Linked DNA regions of Homo sapiens: regions 1, 2 and 3 are each linked to region 4. The links are chromatin contacts, found by Hi-C or POLR2A ChIA-PET in ENCODE. All regions are on one chromosome and are shown on one strand. The core of a region is the stretch at or near the end of the contact, and the rest is flanking DNA. Distances in the headings are between cores, read along the strand shown.

Evidence for each region. A loop is a pair of places that touch in the nucleus more often than their neighbours do. ChIA-PET counts read pairs that join two places held with the same protein, here RNA polymerase II (POLR2A). Pooled maps may share reads with other maps.
Region 1: a loop to region 4 is called in a pooled map, with 11 times the contacts of the local background. The contact joins the enhancer-like site here to the promoter of MAP2K7 in region 4. A Hi-C loop is called at or near these places in 1 of 37 single-sample maps with no recorded cell type and 10 of 50 pooled maps. POLR2A ChIA-PET finds 5 or more read pairs at or near these places in 4 of 52 experiments (A673, H1, Panc1 and 1 more).
Region 2: a map with no recorded cell type shows a loop between it and region 4 (13-fold over the local background). The contact joins the promoter of CERS4 here to the promoter of MAP2K7 in region 4. A Hi-C loop is called at or near these places in 2 of 37 single-sample maps with no recorded cell type and 6 of 50 pooled maps. POLR2A ChIA-PET finds 5 or more read pairs at or near these places in 3 of 52 experiments (Caco-2, activated B cell and naive thymus-derived CD8-positive, alpha-beta T cell).
Region 3: a loop to region 4 is called in a pooled map, with 5 times the contacts of the local background. The contact joins the promoter of PEX11G here to the promoter of MAP2K7 in region 4. A Hi-C loop is called at or near these places in 1 of 37 single-sample maps with no recorded cell type and 4 of 50 pooled maps. POLR2A ChIA-PET finds 5 or more read pairs at or near these places in 2 of 52 experiments (PC-3 and activated CD4-positive, alpha-beta T cell).

What each region holds. Positions count from the first base shown.
Region 1 is chr19:7,550,246-7,553,592 of GRCh38, reverse strand. PNPLA6 (patatin like domain 6, lysophospholipase) reads right to left here. Exons shown (of 32, transcript NM_001166114.2): 15 at 3,164-3,295; 16 at 2,953-3,076; 17 at 2,486-2,599; 18 at 2,156-2,231. Among named protein-coding and RNA genes, the nearest start is that of PNPLA6, 16 kb to the right of the region's middle. RefSeq lists enhancers at 2,253-2,944, 2,945-3,347. Within about 2 kb of position 2,097, at least 8 of the 41 ENCODE cell types and tissues checked have a DNase peak (open chromatin) inside an H3K27ac peak, as active enhancers do.
Region 2 is chr19:8,207,420-8,210,728 of GRCh38, reverse strand. It overlaps CERS4 (ceramide synthase 4), which reads right to left and starts at 1,359. Exons shown (of 12, transcript NM_024552.3): 1 at 1,235-1,359; 2 at 1-23. RefSeq lists a silencer at 759-1,678.
Region 3 is chr19:7,487,307-7,490,442 of GRCh38, reverse strand. PEX11G (peroxisomal biogenesis factor 11 gamma) reads left to right here and starts at 1,408. Exons shown (of 5, transcript NM_080662.4): 1 at 1,408-1,492. The coding sequence starts at 1,433. RefSeq lists silencers at 1,222-1,551, 1,602-1,661.
Region 4 is chr19:7,902,418-7,905,653 of GRCh38, reverse strand. It overlaps MAP2K7 (mitogen-activated protein kinase kinase 7), which reads right to left and starts at 1,777. Exons shown (of 11, transcript NM_145185.4): 1 at 1,586-1,777. The coding sequence starts at 1,709. LOC124904630 (a long non-coding RNA gene) reads left to right here and starts at 2,140. Exons shown (of 2, transcript XR_007067121.1): 1 at 2,140-2,233; 2 at 2,905-3,236. RefSeq lists enhancers at 735-1,274, 1,923-2,500 and a silencer at 1,216-1,565.

The DNA.
Region 1 (3,347 bases), core at 848-3,347, 350 kb after region 4:
TACAACCATTCAGATTCACTGTGCTTGGGAGATCAATTGGCCAGTGCCCCTGCCTCATTCTGGCCTTGGTTCCTCTGTCTAATGGGGGACCTGAACATAAAACGAGGCAGAAATAAAGCTATTTTTAGCCTAGCCAACATGGAGAAACACTGCTCTACTAAAAATACACAACAATTAGCCAGGCATGGTGGCATACACCTGTAATCCCAGCTACTTGGGAGGCTGAGGCAGGAGAATCACTTGAACCTGGGAGGCAGAGGTTGCAGTGAGCCGAGATCGTGCCACTGCACTCCAGCCTGGGCTACAGAGCGAGACCCTGTCTTAAAAAGAAAATAAAAGAAAAGACAAAGACAAGAAAAGAAAAGCTACTTTTGACCCAGCTGTTGCTTCCCAGTTTCTCCACTAACAGCCTAGACCAGCTGTCAACTCCCATATCTTGCCTAGACCTCTTGTTGCCTCCTTACTGGTGGAATCCTTCCTCCCCAATCTAACAATAACAATCTAAATAAGCTCAAGTGCCTGTCCACAGCCCCTAGCCCCTATGTGACTTACCCCCCAACCCCCATCACCTCTCCCCTTGATCGCTTTCCTCCTCAGTGCTTCAAAACCACCAGCCTCCTGTGCAGCACCCCTGGTTTCTCTTTCATGTCTGGCCCCATCTTAGTTGTCAAGTCTCAGCTCACTGTCCTTAGAAAAGCCTCTTTCTCCCTCCCTTCCTCCCTCCCTCTTTCAGCCACACGGCAAGATGACCCTCTTTTGTCTTCTAGATATTGTATTCTCTATCTGTAATTTCTTTCCTTTTCTTTTCTTTTTTTTTTTCTTTCTTTTTTTTTTTTTGAGATGGAGTTTTGCTCTGGTTGCCCAGGCTGGAGTGCAATGGCGTAGGCTCGGCTCACTGCAACCTCTGCCTCCCCGGTTCAAGCGATTCTCCTGCCTCAGCCGTCCAAGTAGCTGGGATTACAGGCACCCACCACCACACCCGACTAATTTTTGTACTTTTAGTAGAGATGAGTTTCACCACGTTGGCCAGGCTGGTCTCGAACCCCTGACCTCAAGTGATTCACCTGCCTCAGCCTCACAAAGTGCTGAGATTACAGGCGTGACCCACCGCCCCAGGCCTCTGTAATTTCTTAATGATGTCTTTTCTGCCACTACCGCCCTGCCCCCGCCTTGGGGGATCTAGGGCTCAGGGCCAATTGGGTAGAACCCCTGGAGGGAAAAGGGGTATCTAGGTTGCTGGGCTGGCCCAGAATCTGGCCACCACAATGTAGAAACTCAGGCCCTCATTTCAGCAGGCCTCCAACCCCACCGCACGCCCCATTCTGTTCTAGCTCACTGAAGCCACAGGCTGAAACAGGGGGCTACATCTCCCAGCAAGCTGTAACTTCAGAAGGCGAGGTGCCCAGAGTCCTAAACAACAATCCACAGACTATTTTCCATCATGGTATGGGGAGTTTTGTTTGTTTGCTGTTTTATTTTTTCTGAAACAGGTTCTAGCTCTGTCATCCCGGCTGGAGTACAGTGGCACGATCACGGCTCACTGCAGCCTCGACCTCCGGGCTCAAGCAATCAATCCTCCCGCCTCAGCCTCCTGAGTGGCTGAGACTACAGGCATGTGTCACCAAGCCCAGCTAATGTTTGAAATTTTTGTAGAGACGGGGGTCCTACTATGTTGCCCAGGCTGGTTTCAAACTCAATCTCCTGGGCTCAAGCGATCCTCCTGCCTCAGCCTCCCAAAGTGCTGAGATTACAGGCATGAGCCACCATGACGGCCCTGCCATCATATTCTGATCTAGGACTCCCTTTCTCTCAACGTCCAGGCCGTGGACTTCCCCAGCAAGCCCTGACTCCCGGGCAGACTACGCCAAGTCCACCGCCTAAGACTCCCTCCCCGGCACCACTGATTTACTTTCGAGCCCATTAACTAGCACGCCAGGGGTCGAGGACTTCGTTTCCCAGCATGCTCAGGAACACGAACTCCATTCCCCAGAATGCTCTGCACCTGGGTCCTACTTAGGGTTTGAAACCCTCAGGGGCACGATTTCTTCGCGGAACTCCATTTCCCAGCATCCCTCAGGAAAGAAGGCTTCCCTCCCAGCATGCTCTGGACGCCGGACTACATCTCCCAGCACGCTCTGGGCCGGCCGGCTCTCACCTGGGAAGGGTCCTTGCAGCTGCTGCAAATTCCCTAGAATTTTCTGGCTCAGTAGGTGGATAAGGCGGGTCACGACCTGGGGGCGTTGGAGGCCGGCATTTCAGTGAGACCTGGGAAGCGGCTGTCCAGGTCCCACCTCTCCCTCCTATGCCGGGGCTCCTGGGTGCCCGTTACCTGGGTCCCACCCCCGAGAGCCCCCGCCCTCACTCTCTCGCTTCGGCCCCTCCCTCGACCCCGCCCCTCTGTAAGCCCCGCCCACACACTAGGCCCGGCCCCCACCCCCCCGGAGTCCCGCCTCCGCCTCTCTGCCCCGCCCACAACAGGCCGCACCTGCGGGTACCGGCGTTTGATGTGACCCAAGGTGCCCTCGGGAAGCTTGGCCAGCTCCGTGTCGCGCACCGCGTGCACCGTCGTGGCTCGCGGCTGCCGGGTCAGTGCCTCCACCTGGGGGGCCGCGTGCATGATTGGGGCTGCTTGGGTGGGGAATGAGGAGGCCGAAGATGGGTGGAAAGGGGGCTGTACTGCCCCATCTAGGGCTCCCCTGCAATGGGGGTGTAGGGAAGCAAGCCTCGCTCGCTACCCATTAGAGCTCTGGGGAGAGGGAGAGGACAGGGATCCACGACAGGCGGAATCCCCTTTTTCCAACGAAATGAGGTCTGGGCGGGGAGTGGACTGGGTGACCTCAGAGGTCGGGAGCTGCATTCACCACTCCCTGGATTACCCGGGATGATGTGTGTGAGTTGTCGAGGGACTGGCCTGGAAAAGGCCAGAGGTCAGTGGGTGGGGGTCGCGCTCACCACGCCGATGAGGTCGCCGCGGCCGTACTCGCCCACCAGCTCCTTCTTGCCACTGCCTCGCTGGATCACGCTACGCAGCCGCCCATTGAGCACGATGTAAGTGCAGTCGGAGCGGTCGCCCTGCCTGAGTGGGCGTGGAGGTCAGCAAGGTCTGACCACCCCCAGGTCCCCACCCCTAGGCCGGGCCTGAGCAGCGCGGTGGGAGCTGCACCTGTACAGCGCGCGTCCCGCCTCCACTGCAGTCCAGTCGATGGCGAAGTCCATCTGGCGCACGAAGGGCGACATCCTGGCTGCCACCGTGTGCGCCGCACTCAGCACCACACTGGGCTGTGCGCGCATGATCCTGCAGGAACAGACTTGGGATGAAAGAGGAAGGCCTCAAAACCGTCCTACAC
Region 2 (3,309 bases), core at 110-2,609, 310 kb before region 4:
GTGTTTATTCACAGCAGCTGCTCCTGGAAGGCAGACCCATTTGAGGCTGGGGGAGGCCGAGGGCTTCAAAGACAATTCCACAGTCCAGGAACCCTATCCCCATATAACAGACCCAGGTCGCCCCAGTGGGGTCACCCTGGCCTCTGCGCTCAGATGCCTGAGACCTTGCCTGAGCTCAGACTGGAGTCGATGGGAGCATTCCCCCATCTGGTAGGTTTTGCAAACCACAACAGCCTCTCCCCCTGCCCACCTTCCTGTGTCCCCCAGAGCAGCTTCTCCTCAAGTCTCCCAACCCAGCAATGAAAGCCTCTTCTATATACTCCTAACTACCCAGGAGAAACATCGGTCCCCCACGCTCCACTTGCAAACAGACAGAATTAGACGATGTTACTCTGCCAAAGCGAATTTTCAGTTCACCCACTTCCTATCACACCTTCCAGCCAGGTCAAGCCAGAAGCCCCCTTCCAAGTATCCCCATCTCTCCTACCCACAGCGGCTACGGGATGTTCTTAAGACACAATCCGATCACGCCATGCACCTGCTGTTCCAAGCCTCCCTGGTCCCCACCGCCCCGAGAACGGGTTCCACACTCTCCTCGCCGCTTCCCAGGCCCCGGCCAACCTCTCTCCACCTCAGACCCTCCCTCTCCGCGTTTCAGCCAGGCTGGCCTCTTTTCTGCTCCGCACACACTCCCGGCTAGGCCCTGGGCCTAAAAAGCCCTCGCTGGCTGGTCCAACCAGGCCAAATGACATTATCCCCGCCTGGGCACCTCCACCTCACCCCGGCCGCCTGATGGGTTAGCTCGGGCTTGGAATGACGTGTTTAAGCGGTTCTCAGAAGCCGTCTACGCGGCCGGGCTGCGGACTCCGAGGCCAGGGCCCCAGCTGCGTCCCCAGCCCTGGCACGTCGGGGAAACGGGGCGCTCCCCCGGCTCACACATCCGGATTCCCCCGCGTCACGAGGCCAGGATCGCCCCTACTCGCTCCAGCCCGTTTCACAGCCGCGTCCTCGGGCACCCGTTGCGCCCCGGCCCTCGTGGGGGAGCGCGGATAGCTCGGGGAGACGGCCATGATGGGAAGCCCCGAGGGGGACAGTCCCCGGCGGGGTGATGGGGGCTGGAGCCCAGCTGCGAGTGGGGGCCGGGCTGGGGCCGCCATGGCCGCGGAGGCGGGGCCGGGGACCGCCGTGAGGGTGGCGTTCGGGGCGGTGTTCGCGGCGCGGGGTGCTCGCTTACCTGGGGGTGCAGGCGGCCGGGCGCACCGAGGGCCGGCGGCGGGGCTGGGGACGGCGCGCCTAGCGGGCTACCCGGAGCAGCTGCAGACACGCGCCGCCCGCCCCAGGCAGCCGGACTCTGCTCCTGGCCGGGCCTCGGCCCCCAGCAGGGGAAAAAAGGCTTGAGTGGGGGGAGCCCGGGGCGGGGCCGTGGGGGCGGGGCCTGGGCGGGGCACGCGCCCCGGAACGGTGGGGCCTGGCGCGGGGCTGGGGCCCTGGAGAGGCGGGGCCTGGCGCGGGGCGGGGGACTTGGAGGGGCAGGGCCTGGAGCGGGCGCCGGGTCCTCCAGGCGCTTGCCCCCCTCGACGCAACTAGGCCTCTCCCTGGCCCCCGACCCCGCACCCGCACCCCATCCCCGCCCCCGTCCCCGCCCCCCCATTCTCGCCCCCGCCCCCGTTCCCGCTCCGCCCATCTCTGCCCCGCGGCGCGCCTGGCCCGGGTCCAGCCTAGCGTTTCTAGTCTGCGCCTTATCTCTCCCCTTTGAACCCAGTATTGTCCGCTGCGCGCTCCGTCCGGCCCCGGCTTCACCCCTGTTCGCTGTCTGTCTCCCCGGCCCCCTCCCAGGTCCCCTCTTCTGCCCGAGATGCTCTGGCTCTGCTCATCTGTCCACACCCCCACACTCCCGGGGCGCCCTGAGCCTCTGGGGCGCGCAGTTGGATGGTGCACAGGGGAGGCCCAGATTTCTCCAGGCCTCAGCGGCCACCCTGGGTACCCCGAGTCTGGGGCCCTGTTGGAGGGCCAGTCCAGGGGTTCGCCCGAGGCGCGCGCGGGGGCCAACCGAGGCGGTGAGGGCACCGGGCAAAGGCTGCGATTTGGTGGGGTGCAGGGGTCAGGCGACAGAGCTGGGGAGATAAGATGGGAGATAGGCCGGGTGGGTGGTGGCGCAGCCCTGGTTTTGGCTGAGGGCAGCAGCAGTGGGGGCTGGGTCCCCCGCTTGCCTGGTAGAACCGAAAATGACCCAGTCTCAGCAGCGCGCAGGGGCAGGGAGCCTGGGCGATCCCTGAACAGAGGACAGCCCCAGGGGTTTTCATAGTCGCTGGCCCACCGCATGTACTCTGGGCAAGTGGCTTCGCCTTTGGACAATAAGCCTCTGTAAAATGGGGATAATAAACCTTTCTCTGACTCAGCTCAGCAGACCCAAGACCCATGGGGTGAAGTTGGGGCCTCCCTGCCACAGGGCCCTAGGCAAGCTGAGATTTGATTTCCTCACACAGACAGGGGCGCGGGGGGCGGGGCGGTCAGGGAGGCAGGAGACCTCTGTTGCAAGTGTGGAAGAACCTGTCCCTCCAAGTTCAGACTCCTGGCGTTTGCACTTGGCCTTCCCTCTGCTACACTGTTTCTCTTTTCTTTTTTCTTTTTCTTTTTTTTTTTTTGAGACGGAGTCTTGCATTGTGGCCCGGGCTGGACTGCAATGGCATGATCTCGGCTCACTGCAACTTCTGCATCCTGGTTTCATTCGATTCTCCTGCCTCAGCCTCCCGAGTAGCTAGGATTACAGGCGCCCACAACACCCGGCTAATTTATATATATATATATTTTTTTTTTTGGAGAGACGGGGGTTTCACAATGTTGGCCAGACTGATCTCAAACTCCTGACCTCGTGATCCACCAGCCTTGGCTTCCCAAAGTGCTGGGATTACAGGCGTGAGCCAGCATGCCCGACCTTCTCTTTTCTTTTTTTAAAAAAATCTGTTAGAGGCTGGGTGCGGTGGCTCACACCTGTAATCCCAGCACTTTGGGAGGCTGAGGCGGGTGGATCACCTGAGGTCAGGAGTTTGAGACCAGCCTGGCCAACGTGGCAAAATCCCATCTCTACTAAAAACACAAAAATTAGCCTGGAGTAGAATTACGTGAACCCAGGAGGCAGAGGTTGCAGTGCGTGGAGATCGTGCCACTGCACTCCAGCCTGGACAACAGAGTGAGACTCTATCAAAAAAAATTTCGTTAAAGATGGGAGTCTCACTCTGTTGCCCAGGCTAGAATGGAATGTCATGATCCCAGCTCATTGCAGCCTGGGACTCCAGGGCTCAAGCAGTC
Region 3 (3,136 bases), core at 159-2,658, 410 kb after region 4:
AGGCTGAGGCAGAAGAATGGCGTGAACCCGCGAGGCGGAGCTTGCAGTGAGCCGAGATCGTGCCACTGCACTCCAGCCTGGGCGACAGAGCGAGGCTCCGTCTAAAAAAAAAAAATTAACAAGGGAAAAACAAATTTATTAACATGTGTACCTTATGTGTACATGGGAGATGCCAAGAGAAATGAGGTGGCTTATATAGCTTATATAACTCCTGCTTATATAGCACCTTCAACATATAGCAGCAAATTTTTGGAGAAGTGACAAGACGAAGGAAAAGGACATTGAGGCCGGGTGCGGTGGCTCACGCTTGTAATCCCAGCACTTTGGGAGGCCGAGGCGGGCGGATCACTTGAGGCCAGGAATTTGAGAACAGCCTGGCCAACGTGGTGAAACCCCGACTCTACCAAAAATACAAAAATTAGCCGGGCACAGTGGTGCACAGCTGTGATCCCAGCTACTTGGGAAGCTGAGGCACGAGAATCGCTTGAACCAGGGAAGCGGAGGACGCAGTGAGCAGAGATGGCGCTACTGCACTCTAGCTTTGGGGACAGAGCAAGACTCCGTCTCAAAAAAAAAGAAAAAAAAAAAAAAGACGTCTCCAGACAAGAGTCTAAAGGTGTCCCTGGTGATCAACCTTTGTCCTTCCTGGTAGAGAGGGGAGGAGGGCACCTTTGTACCTTTAGGTCCTGCTTTGAGGCAAATCAGGGAAGAACAGAGAGCTTTTCCGGTATCAGCTTCATTGATCTCAGCTCAAAATAATCCTACACCAAGGTCGCATATTTCAGAGGGGCATATGCTGGTCTCCTACGGGGGTCTCTCTTGGGGGTGATAAAAATACCCCGAAACTAGCAAGGGGTGATGGTTGTCCAACATGTGCATGTACTAATGTCACTGAATTGTGCATTTTTATTTTTTATTTATGTATTCTAGAACAATTCTTAACGTCCAAAGATAACGTCTTTCCTTAACGTCGAAAGATGCCTTGTTGTGATATTACAGCAGTCATTCCTGCTCACTACGGGCAGGCAGACAGTGCAGAAAAGGTGAAGCACAAAAACTAAAAAGGAAAATCTCTCCTTGAACCACTGCGAACAGGTTGGTGGTTTTGCTTGGAATATTTTTGGAGCGTGTGGGTAGTTGGTTAAACTTAGAAATATATTTTTTTGTGCGTGGGTAGTTGGCCAAACCGCCGTGGGGCAGAATGCAGCAAACTCCGAGGATGATCCAGGGTCTGCAGGCCTGGAGAGCACACACGTGTCGGCCCCACCTCTGCAAACTCTGTCCCTCCCCTACAGCGGACAAAAAGCCGGTCAGGGGGACAAAGGCCTGCGGCCGCGCCTGCGCGCAAGCCTTTGGGGCGCTCCCGGTACCCCGGCCTGGCCCCGCCCCCTGGCGCGGCGCGCCGACGTCGCGGTGACGTCACGGAGTTGCCATGGCGTCGCTGAGCGGCCTGGCGTCGGCGCTGGAGTCGTACAGGGGCCGGGACCGCCTGGTGAGGCAGGGGCGGACCGGGGCCGGAGGTCCTAGAGTTTGGCCCAAGCTCAGAGACTGGGAAACGGGCCAGAGAGGGGACGGGGTCGCCCAGGATACTCCGTCGCAGAGGCCCCGTCCGAGCTAGGCTCAAATGCGGTGCCCTAGCATTGGACATTTATGTATTTATTTATTTTGGCTGGAGTGCAGTGGTGCGATCTCTGCTCACTGCAGCCTCCGCTTCCCGGGTTCAAGCGATTCTCCTGCCTCAGCACTCCCGAGTAGCTGGGACTACAGGCGCCCGCCACCACTCCCTGCTATTTTTTTGTATTTTTAGTAGAGACGGAGTTTCATCGTGTTAGCCAGGATGGTCTCGATCTCCTGGCCTCAAGCGATCCACCTGCCTCGGCCTCCCAAAGTGCTGGGATTACAGGCGTGAGCCACCGCGTCTGGCCAGCGTTGGACATTTAGATAGTTTCTGCCAACCCAACCTGTCTGGACATTGACACACTGGCCAGATTCCCGTGTTTGGACGTTTTGGATCCGACCAGGCCACTGAAGTTGTCCTGAACAATCTCGTGTTGGGATTTGGGATGTTGCAGGGCTCCCCTGTGGCTGGACATTCACTTCCAACCAGATTCCCTATAGTTGGGCATTTAGGTTGTTTCAGCCAACCTAGACCAAAGAACACGCCATGGCCTGGGCCCTGCCATGCCTAAGCAGCGATGGGTTCCAACAAAACCCCAGTTGGTCATTTAGATCGTCTCTGCCAACCCAGCCTGGCTGGACGTTTACATACCAAACAGATTCCCATGTTTGGACATTTAGGATCTGACCGGGCCACTGTAGTTGGTCCCTGGGTTGTCCCAAACAATCTCATGTGGGGATTTAGGATATTGCAAGACTCTCCCTATGGCTGGACAGTTTTTAGTTCCAATCAAGTCCCATATGGTTGAACATTTAGGTTATGCCATCCATGCCCCTGAGTCTGGACTCTTAGCTTGTCCCCACCAGTCTCTTATAGGTAGACATTCAGGTTGTACCAGGCGGTGTACTGGTGGCTAGGCATTTAGATTCCATTCAAATATCTTATGATTGGGGGGGTGGGTTAACAAATCTCCCCCGAGTTGAACATTCAGATTGCAGTGTTTTGCCATTATAATGGGGCTGGAAAGGAATTACAAGTAAAAATAAATAAAACAACAGGAACAAGCAATTTCTGAAAAGCAGGTAAAATAAAGATATAAGGGAGGCCAGGCGTGGTGGCTCGCGCCTGTGATCCTAGCACTTTGGGAGGCTGAGCTGGGTGGATTGTCTGAGCTCAGGAGTTTGAGACCAGCCTGGGAAAAGTGATGAAACCTCGTCTCTACTAAAATACAAAAATTAGCCGGATGTGGTGGTGCGTGCCTGTAGTCCCAGCTACTTGGAAGGCTGAGGCGGGAGAATTGCTTGAACCTGGGATGCAGAGGTTGCAGTGAGCTCACACCTTTGCACTCGAGCCTGGGGAGCAGAGCAAGACTCTGTCTCCAAAAGAAAAAAGATCTGAGTAGTGAAGATGACCTATTTCAGAAGGCTCCACATCACCTACTGAGTAGGTTCTTTCTCTCTAAAGTAATTCTACCAAATTATCCTGTTGTTCACTGGGTTGAGGCCTGATCACCTGTGC
Region 4 (3,236 bases), core at 528-3,027:
CGGGGAGGATGGGATGGAGTTGACACAGACAGAGACGCCTGGAGGGGACTCCTCGGGGGCCTGCCTGCCACCGGCCTCCTAGCTCTGCATGGGAACGGCCACCCCTGAAGGCACCCGGGATCCTGGACTCAACCCTGTCTCATCCACTCAGGGGCCAGGGAGGGCGGCCCCCAGGGGCTAGCAGGGACCCGTGTCTTGGCTGGGCTTCTTGTCTCAGGCAGTGTCCTGCACCAGAATCCCCACCTCCATGATTTCTCTGGACCCCCAAGAGACTCCCCAAGGAGGAACCCACGCTGACTCAGGTCAGGAGAGGGAGGGACAGGAGGGTGTCAGGCTGTGAAGGTCAGGCTGGGTGACCAGGGAATGGGTGGGGTGCCCAGATACGGGGGTACCTTTCTCGCCTGCCATAATGACTCCATAGAGAGAACTAAATAAACTACGAAGGTCACATCAGAGGAGACAAGAGAGAATTTTACTGGGTCAAGAAAGACACAAAAAGGATCATGGGTCAGGGGTGGTGTTCACAGGGTTTGAAAATCTAATTTCCTCCAGCCCAGAGGATTTAGAGACCAGGATCTTGGGGAAAAAGCCGGGAGACTAGATATGGTCAGTGTTCCCAGGCCAGGTGTGTGTGAAGCGAGAGGTACTGATCTAGGATGACAAGGTGTCAGGGAGGTAGGTACCGAGGTGGTGGGACTGATCAGAAAGCAGGTGGATGTATGCTGGGGCGCGGCGGGAGCAGGCCTAGAGTCACACTGGCCCCAGGTGTCCCCAGGTCAGGTGGGTGTGGGTGTGAAGGGAAGGGGAGCCATCACTTGAACACAGGTGACAAAGTCACCGGGCTGGCTGGGGGTCGATGTGCATTTCTGGAGGTCAGACACCACACGCTCACCAAGATGGTGGCAGTGAAACTGGTCACAGGGATTTGCGGGGCCTGGTGTATGTGGGAGGGGGTCTGCTGAGCCCAATGCCATGGTCACTGTCGCCAAGAGGGGGAGAAGGGACCCCCTCCCGTCCCCCCACCTCAGACACGGTCACAGGGAGAGCGAGAGGGAGAATCCTCGGGTCAGAAGAGATGGGGAGGGGCTCTATGTGGTCAAGTAACCTCAGGTGTCCCCGAGCCAGGCGTGCGCGTGTGCGTAGATCGTCGCTGCACGGGGCTGACAAGCCCCCAGGCCGGGGGAGGGGGGCGCCAGACAGTCCCTGAGATGACGAGAGTGGTAGCATCAGGTCAACAGGGACGTGTCTGTGTTTTCGGGGCGACCTGGATGTGGTCACTGTCGCGTGGAGTCGGGGAAGCCCGACCCAGAGGATCACGGCGATGGGGGCGGGTCATCAGCTGGGGGCCTCGCCTGGGTCCGGGAACTGGGCTCCCAAGCCCTGAGGGTGCGAACCCCCCGGAGCTCGCCGGCTCCACGCCCCCCGGGTCACCGTGACCCTCGCCCCGCGAGCCCGCAGCGGGGGGGGCGGAGAGGAGAGCGAGCGCCCCGGAAGCGGGGGCGGGGCCTTGTGGTGGGGGCGGGGCCTCCCGCGGCGCGCGCCCCGCCCCGCCCGCCCGCCCCCTCCCCCACGCCGCCGTGCTTACTGGGCCTGGGCCGCTGGGGGCTGATATCCAGGTTGAGGTCGATCCTCCGCCGGGCCTCCCGGTTCTCCTGCTTCAGCTTTGCTTCCAGGCGGGACAGCTTCTGTTCCAGGGAGGACGCCGCCATCTTCCCCGCCGCCACCGCCGCCGCGCACCGCCCGGCCGCCCGTCAGTCCGGCAGACAAACACCGCACTGCGCCTGCGCCCGGATGACCCCGTCGAGCCGCCGTCTCGCCCCGCACCGCGCATGCCCGCGGCGCGCACCCGCCCTTCTCCGCGTGCGAACCTCCGCGCGTGCGTGCTTCGGCTCAGCCCGAAGGATGACGCCACCTAGAGCTCGAGGCAGGCAACGTGCAACCCCCGCCTTCGTCGCCACCACCACCGTAGTGCGCATGCGCCAATTCCCGATCGCTCCTGAGAGAGGCGCTGCGAGGAAACACCATTCTTCTGAGGACGGTGGGCGGGGAAAACGGCGCGCATGCTTAGCGAGGCGAAGCCGTGTTCGCCCGCGTGGCTTTTGCGCATGCGCATTCCTGGAACCTCGTTCCCAAAGCGGCAGTCGATCCCTGGTCTCCACGGCGGTGCAGCCTCAGCCTCCTCGCTTTTCACGGTCGGCTTGGGCGTCCCTTCGGAATGCCTTCCTCACTGATGGTGCTTTATTAGGATTCCTCTTGTGCTTAATTACCTCCTAGCCTCCTGCTGGCAGCGGGGTGCCGCCTCCTCACCGTAATTAGGCTCCGTCGAGAGCCCTTTCCCTTCTTGCCAGCCCCAGCAGGCTCAGAGTTGGCCGAAGCCAGGGGGGAGGGGACGGCCATGGGAACCCAGCGGTGTGACCCCTGCCCTCGGCGACGGGGCCAAGGTCAAGGCCAGAGTTGTTGGCCAGACCCACATAGAACCTCAAGACACCCCCCTTATCTCTCTCGCACCCGGAACGTGAGCCCAGCGCCTGGACGTGGAGAATTCCTATCTGAGGAGGGGCGCTGGGGTTAGGTGCCAGTGCTTGGGCCCCCGGCAGCCTAAACCACTCCTTTAAGTGGTCCGACGGGTGCTGGGGAAATGTCCCATCTGGAACCCAGGGATCCCCCCAAGAGCGGCTTCCCTCTGCTCTTAGATGCGAGAAGGAAGTTCTGATTTTGCGGACACCCGGGAGGTGGCCAGGGCCAGGCAGACTCTGCCAAGTGCCCTTCCAGCTTCTGGTCCAACGAGGGAACACTTTGGGATGAGAGTTACCGGCTTGTCGGAACTCCTCTGGTGACGATTTGTGGGTGGAGCACACACAAGTGTAGAGTTATAGCTGAGGTCTTTACCTTTCCGTCTTCCAGGCAGCCTTCTGTGCCTCTGCTCTGAGAACATGAGACTCATCCTTGATTCTGGCACACGGGTGTTACTTGGTCACATGAAATAAAAGGTTACGGGCATGGTGGTTCACGCCTGTAATCCCAGCACTTTGGGAGGCCGAGGCGGATGGATCACGAAGTCAGGAGAGGACCAGCCTGGCCAAGATGGTGAAACCCCGTGTCTACTAGAAATACGAAAATTAGCCGGGCATGGTGGCAGGCGCCTGTAATTCCAGCTACTTGGGAGGCTGAGGCAGAGAATTGCTTGAACCCAGGAGGCGGAGGTTGCAGTGAGCCAAGATTGCGCCACTGCACTC